2 separate regions of the Mus musculus genome follow, and region 2 is linked to region 1. A link is a loop called in an ENCODE intact Hi-C map of the cell type or tissue named here. Cell type or tissue: heart. All regions are shown on one strand.

The links. A loop is a pair of places that touch in the nucleus more often than their neighbours do. Peaks named below come from ENCODE experiments on the same cell type or tissue, not always from the same donor. Only the 100,000 strongest peaks of a DNase experiment are listed, where the experiment ranks them.
Region 2: it touches region 1 in a loop (2.1-fold over the local background); 1 of 42 quality-filtered maps calls a loop at or near these places.

What each region holds. Positions count from the first base shown.
Region 1 is chr7:120,981,199-120,983,698 of GRCm38, forward strand. Cdr2 (cerebellar degeneration-related 2) reads right to left here and starts at 1,114. Exons shown (of 5, transcript NM_007672.2): 1 at 779-1,114. The coding sequence starts at 854. Mfsd13b (major facilitator superfamily domain containing 13B) reads left to right here and starts at 1,311. Exons shown (of 8, transcript NM_001374644.1): 1 at 1,311-1,532. In heart, no CTCF peak of the experiment used is centred here; DNase peaks (open chromatin) are centred at 573 and 1,213; H3K4me3 peaks cover 2,427 bases; H3K27ac peaks cover 2,401 bases.
Region 2 is chr7:121,073,286-121,075,785 of GRCm38, forward strand. The region is part of intron 4 of Mettl9 (methyltransferase like 9); the gene reads left to right. It overlaps Igsf6 (immunoglobulin superfamily, member 6), which reads right to left and starts at 1,245. Exons shown (of 6, transcript NM_030691.1): 1 at 1,154-1,245. The coding sequence starts at 1,220. In heart, no CTCF peak of the experiment used is centred here; DNase peaks (open chromatin) are centred at 1,196 and 1,716.

The sequences.
Region 1 (2,500 bases):
GACTGGGGGCACTCTTGAGATTGTCTCTGGAGATGCCCCGATGCAAGAAAACCAAGGCAGGATTATTTTTAATTGAAAACCCGAAAGAAAGATAAGCGCATGATAAGAGCTGCCCTCGAATAATTTCATTTAGCCCCCGATGAACGATGGCTAAGTAATAAATTAAAACACAAAACAAAACAGTTTAATACCCAACTGAGTAAGCTGTAAACTGGGATGCTAAGAAACTGAACAGTGTCTACAGGCTCCTCATACTCGGCTTTAGGGAATCCACCTAAATCTTTTAGCCTCTGCTTTCTGGAAAACGGGACAAAAAAAAAAAAATTTACTCTCACAGAGAGATGGCGCGGGTACCGCACAGCAGCACTGCCCTCCCACCACCTGCAGCGGCTTTGCAGACTCTGCGGACCATGAAAGGCGATGTGGGGCAGGCAGGGCAGCACGACCCGGACCCAGGCCAGCAGCTCGCCTCTAGAGCAGGACAAGCTGGTCCACTCCTGCCCACCTCAGAGGTCCATCCGCTCATACCCGGCAAGCGCTTTCTTAAAGCACCGAGCATCAGCCTGTGTGGCGCACCCGCAGGGCCGTGGGCCGCGCGCGCTTGCTCTCTGCGGTCGGGATGGGCGGATCCGTTGCCAGGTGAGGGCAAGAAGCACCGGGCCGCGGCATCCCAAACCTCCAGCCTAAGGAACTTTCTAGCACTTTCCACACCTGCCACCCCCGGACTCCCACCCCAACAATCCCGCCCCCCCCTCCCGACCGGCGACCTCGCCCTCACCTTGCTGGAGGTCCCGGTGGTCGTACCACGGCTCATCCTCCATCTCGAACTCCTCCACTAGGTTATCTGCCAGCATGTCGCCGGGGACGTCCGGGGGCAGCGGGCTCTGCCGCCGCCCTGCCGTTTCGGCCGCTGCCCCGGGCTCTCCCCCGGCCCCGCCGCCCTCAGCCAGAGCCACCCTGGGGCGGGACACGCAGGTCCCGCAGCAGCTCTCGCCGCTATCCCGCGCCGCCCAAAGGCCGGCGCCCTAGCGAGCGCGCCCCGGGTGGCGCCGGGAGCCGGCTCCTCACGCCTGCTGCCCGGCCCAACGTGGCACTTTGGCAGAACCCTCCCAAAGCCGGGGAGACGATTCAAACCCGGGAGGCACCTTGACCAATCACGAATGAGCCGCCTATAGAGTGACAGCGACTTCAGCCAATAGAATATCAAAAAAGGTCGCGGGTCCGAGGACCATCAGCCAATAATAGCTTAGGAAGGAACAAAGGAGGCGGGGAAAGACGAAGAGGGTGCGGTCGGCAGCCCCTCCTCTTTTGTCTGCGTCGCGTCTCCTCAGTTGAGTGCACTCCAGTTCCGGAGTGTGGAGGTGGCTTTGGCGAACACCGGGTGCCGAGGACTACTAATTCTGGGCACGGGTCATCATCTTCCCACCCGAGGGTTTCGGATGCGGGCCAACTCTCCTTGGCTCTGCCCTCGGTGATGCTCGGAGGGAGACTCATGGTCCGTCGGGAAGTTAAAGCCGAGAGAACGCTACTGAGTGAGAGCTGCTCCTCAATCTTGGAGCCCTGGCCTTCCAGGGGCCTGGCTATGAACTCCTAAAAGGGCAGTCACCAACCCCACTTCACACTCCAGAGTCCCGGGCTGGCCAGTGGAAGCCGCCTCCCCTGAGAAAAGTTGCCACAGTTTTGCATAGAATTTCTTAAAGGTTCATAGAGCCCAGGATAAATACCTAAGATCAGGCATTGCACTTGGTGGCCAGCTTGCCGGCGTCAGCTTGTTAACACAGCCGTAACTACTGTTTCTTGGGTTAAACTTTTAATATATTTGGGTACCTCACTTAGGGAAACTCTCAGAGGGCAGAAAGGTCGGCGCAGATGTTTGGGATGTTATAACTGATAGCATCTACAGAGGACGGGAGAAGAACTGTGACAACTGAGGGGGGGAGGGGATGTTATAACTGATAGCATCTACAGAGGACGGGAGAAGAACTGTGACAACTGAGGGGGGGAGGGGAGTAATTACTCAGGTTTGGCAGTAGTGATTTGGTAGAAACCTCCTGAAGTTAACTCCTTCACACAGATCCGGAGTGTCACCCGAACTAAAGTGGAAAGCAGTTGAAAGTTTGCCTTATCCAAAAAAAGCACCAGTTGTGGCCTTAAAATAGTGTACTCAGATTACTATGGCTTAAAACAGGAGAAATTGCTAGGAAGAAGCTACAAATCCTCAGAGATACTTTTATTTCTCTGAGATCTCGGGTAATTTGGAGGAAGGAATACTTCACCCTAATTTCTTTTTTCAGTGCTAACGATGCCTTAGGCGTGCCACTCTCCATCATTCTTGTGGGTCCTAAGATGCTCCTTTTCAGATCAGTGTAACATGCACCTGTTCCTGGGAACATGGTCTTGTGAAGGTCAAGAAAGCCTCCCCATTGTGAGGTTGGTTTGTTGTTTGTACAGAGTCTCACTGTGCAGCCCCAGCTTTGCCTAGCACACTATGTAGATTAGG
Region 2 (2,500 bases), 92 kb after region 1:
CTAACAATTACTATTATTATTATCATGATATTTTTGAGACAGGGTTACTCTATGTAGCCCTGACTGTCCTGGAACTTGCTCTGTAGACCAGGCTAGCTTTGAACTTAGAATCCGCTTGCCTCTGCCTCCCAGGTGCTGGGTTTGTGCCACCACTGCCCTGCCCAACATTTATTATTATAGAAAATGTCAAACGTACAAAAGTAGCACACAGACCCAGCCTTGCCTAGCGTTCATTAACTGGGGCTTGTTTCAGGTCTCCTCACTATCTCATCCCCTCCTTTTGTTATTATATCTGCAGACATTTCACAATACAGATGGGAAGATAAAGCTTTTCTCTAACTCCAACAAAGCTCTGTACAAAAGTAGTGTATAGTCATGGCAGACAATAGAGCAGTATAAGACATCACCGTGGTTCCTCAGCCAGAAGAGCCACTGTTAACATTTAGGAATAATTCACTCACTCCTCCTCCCCGTGCCCCATCTCCCCTCCCTCTGCATTTCTCCTTTCCTTTTCTTGTGTGTGCTGGAGAGTGAACCCAGACCCTTACATATGCTTGGCAAGTCCTCCACCATTAGGCTACTCTACCATGTATTTACAGATGAGAAAAAAATTAATTACAAGAACATTGGCTCCATTTGTTGCCCTGCAATCCAGATTTAGTGGACAAATCTTAGATTATTTAAACTATGATGAAATAAATAACTTTTATAGTGCTAGAACAGGTAGAGATAGAATTTAAAGATTAGTTATTTTATCAGGTGACTTTTCTCTAGGTCAAGTTACAGCTTTAAATCCAAGTTCTTTTCAGCCTTTAGAAACATTGTGCTATGAAAGTATTAAGCTAATATTGTACAGTGTACATTAGTCCAGAGCTTGCCTGTGTGGGAATTGACTGAGTGACTAGCACAAGTGGTCACAGATTCTCTCTGGTGAGATGTGCTCAAAGCAGCATCAACAACCAAGGGCCGGTAGGAAACCTTTCTTCAGCTATGCTTTAGTACCTAATTCTGTGGGAGAAGTGACCTCCTCCAGCCCCCGACTTACTGTAGTGCTGCCTTCTTAAATTATGTGCTAAGAGCTTAAGTACACAGATAAGGCGAGAAGCAGCGGTCACTTAATGAGCTGGAGAAAAGGAAAGCTTGACCTTCTTACCGACTTGGAAAAGGATCAGGCTGATCTCTGGCCGGAGGCGGCTCCTGCGTGCACTCACGGGGCCCATCTCTGCTGCATGTGCCGCCTTCTCCACTTTTCTCCTTTCAGAAAGGAAGAAGTAAAGAGAGGAACTCATATTAAGGAAGCACAAGCAGGAACTTTTAGAAATTGTGTAAGAATGGTTTGTAATAAGTTTCACCATTTAGAGTTGAGATTTCAGTCTAAGCGTGCGTGTATGTTAGAAACTGCCATGGGCATTTGATATTCTTTGTGGAGCTTGCAGGAGGTCAGTACTCCTCAAGCAGAGCCTGGCATTTTAGAGTGCTCTTACTGATGTGCTCCACTGCAGAGGGCCTCTCAGGGCCAGAAACTGTTAGACGTGAGCAGCAGCAGCAGAGGCCATGTTTCCTGTAGTCCTGGGAGAAAAACCCAGGGAGTGACCAGAGCATCCGGCATGGTAAAAAGGTACACAGCTGCTGTTAAGCTTGTGCGCCTGGCTTGCATTGAAAGATTTCTTGGTGTTGATAAGCAAAATGGCTATGTCCCTTGGTGCTTGCTTTGGGTCTGAGTCACACACAGCACCCCCTCTCCCCCAGCCTTTACTAGTCAAGTGGTTCTTTGTAAGTATCAGGAACTCAGCTGATCAGCAAAAAGAGACTTGTTAACAGGACTTGAAGTGGCTCCTGGAGTCTCAGAAGGCCTGGAGAACCATGTGAACTCCAGGTCAAGAGGAGCTTGAGTCACACTGGGAAACTGGTCTGATGATGGGTACTACGTGCTGCAAATTCTGTCATTAGCACCCACTCATCAGCCCACCTCCCTAGCCACTTGATATTAGTGCTTGCACTTGGCAAAAAGCCTTGTTTTATTCTGGGTCACCAGCTCATTCCAGTCTTGGCAACAGGCTAAGGTGTGGCACCGGTACCCTGCTTCAAGGAAGCCCAGAAAAGCAGCTTCCCCGCCCTCCAAGAACGAACTCCCCTGACAGGGAGAGAATGCAGTGCTGGCCACTGAAACGTGTGTACTCTTCCCTTTCCCCGTGCTCTATCACACGCTGCATCAGAAGCCTCACTATGAATTTAGTGGCATGTCACCACAGCCTCTAAGAGCACACCTAAGTGCACTTTTGGCATTGTCTGTTTGTAGTCAGAGTGTGGCTTGCAGGGAACAGACCTGGCCTGCTTCCCACAGCCCAGGCTCCTACTGCCCATAGGCTTGGAAGGGATTGACAGATGACTTAGGAAATGGGTCAGCTTCTCCTGAAAAGCACTTGTGTTTCTGTGGATAGAAATTTCTCATGAGCCTATTTTAATTTTAAGCCAGGCAACTTCTAGACAGGAAGTTGAG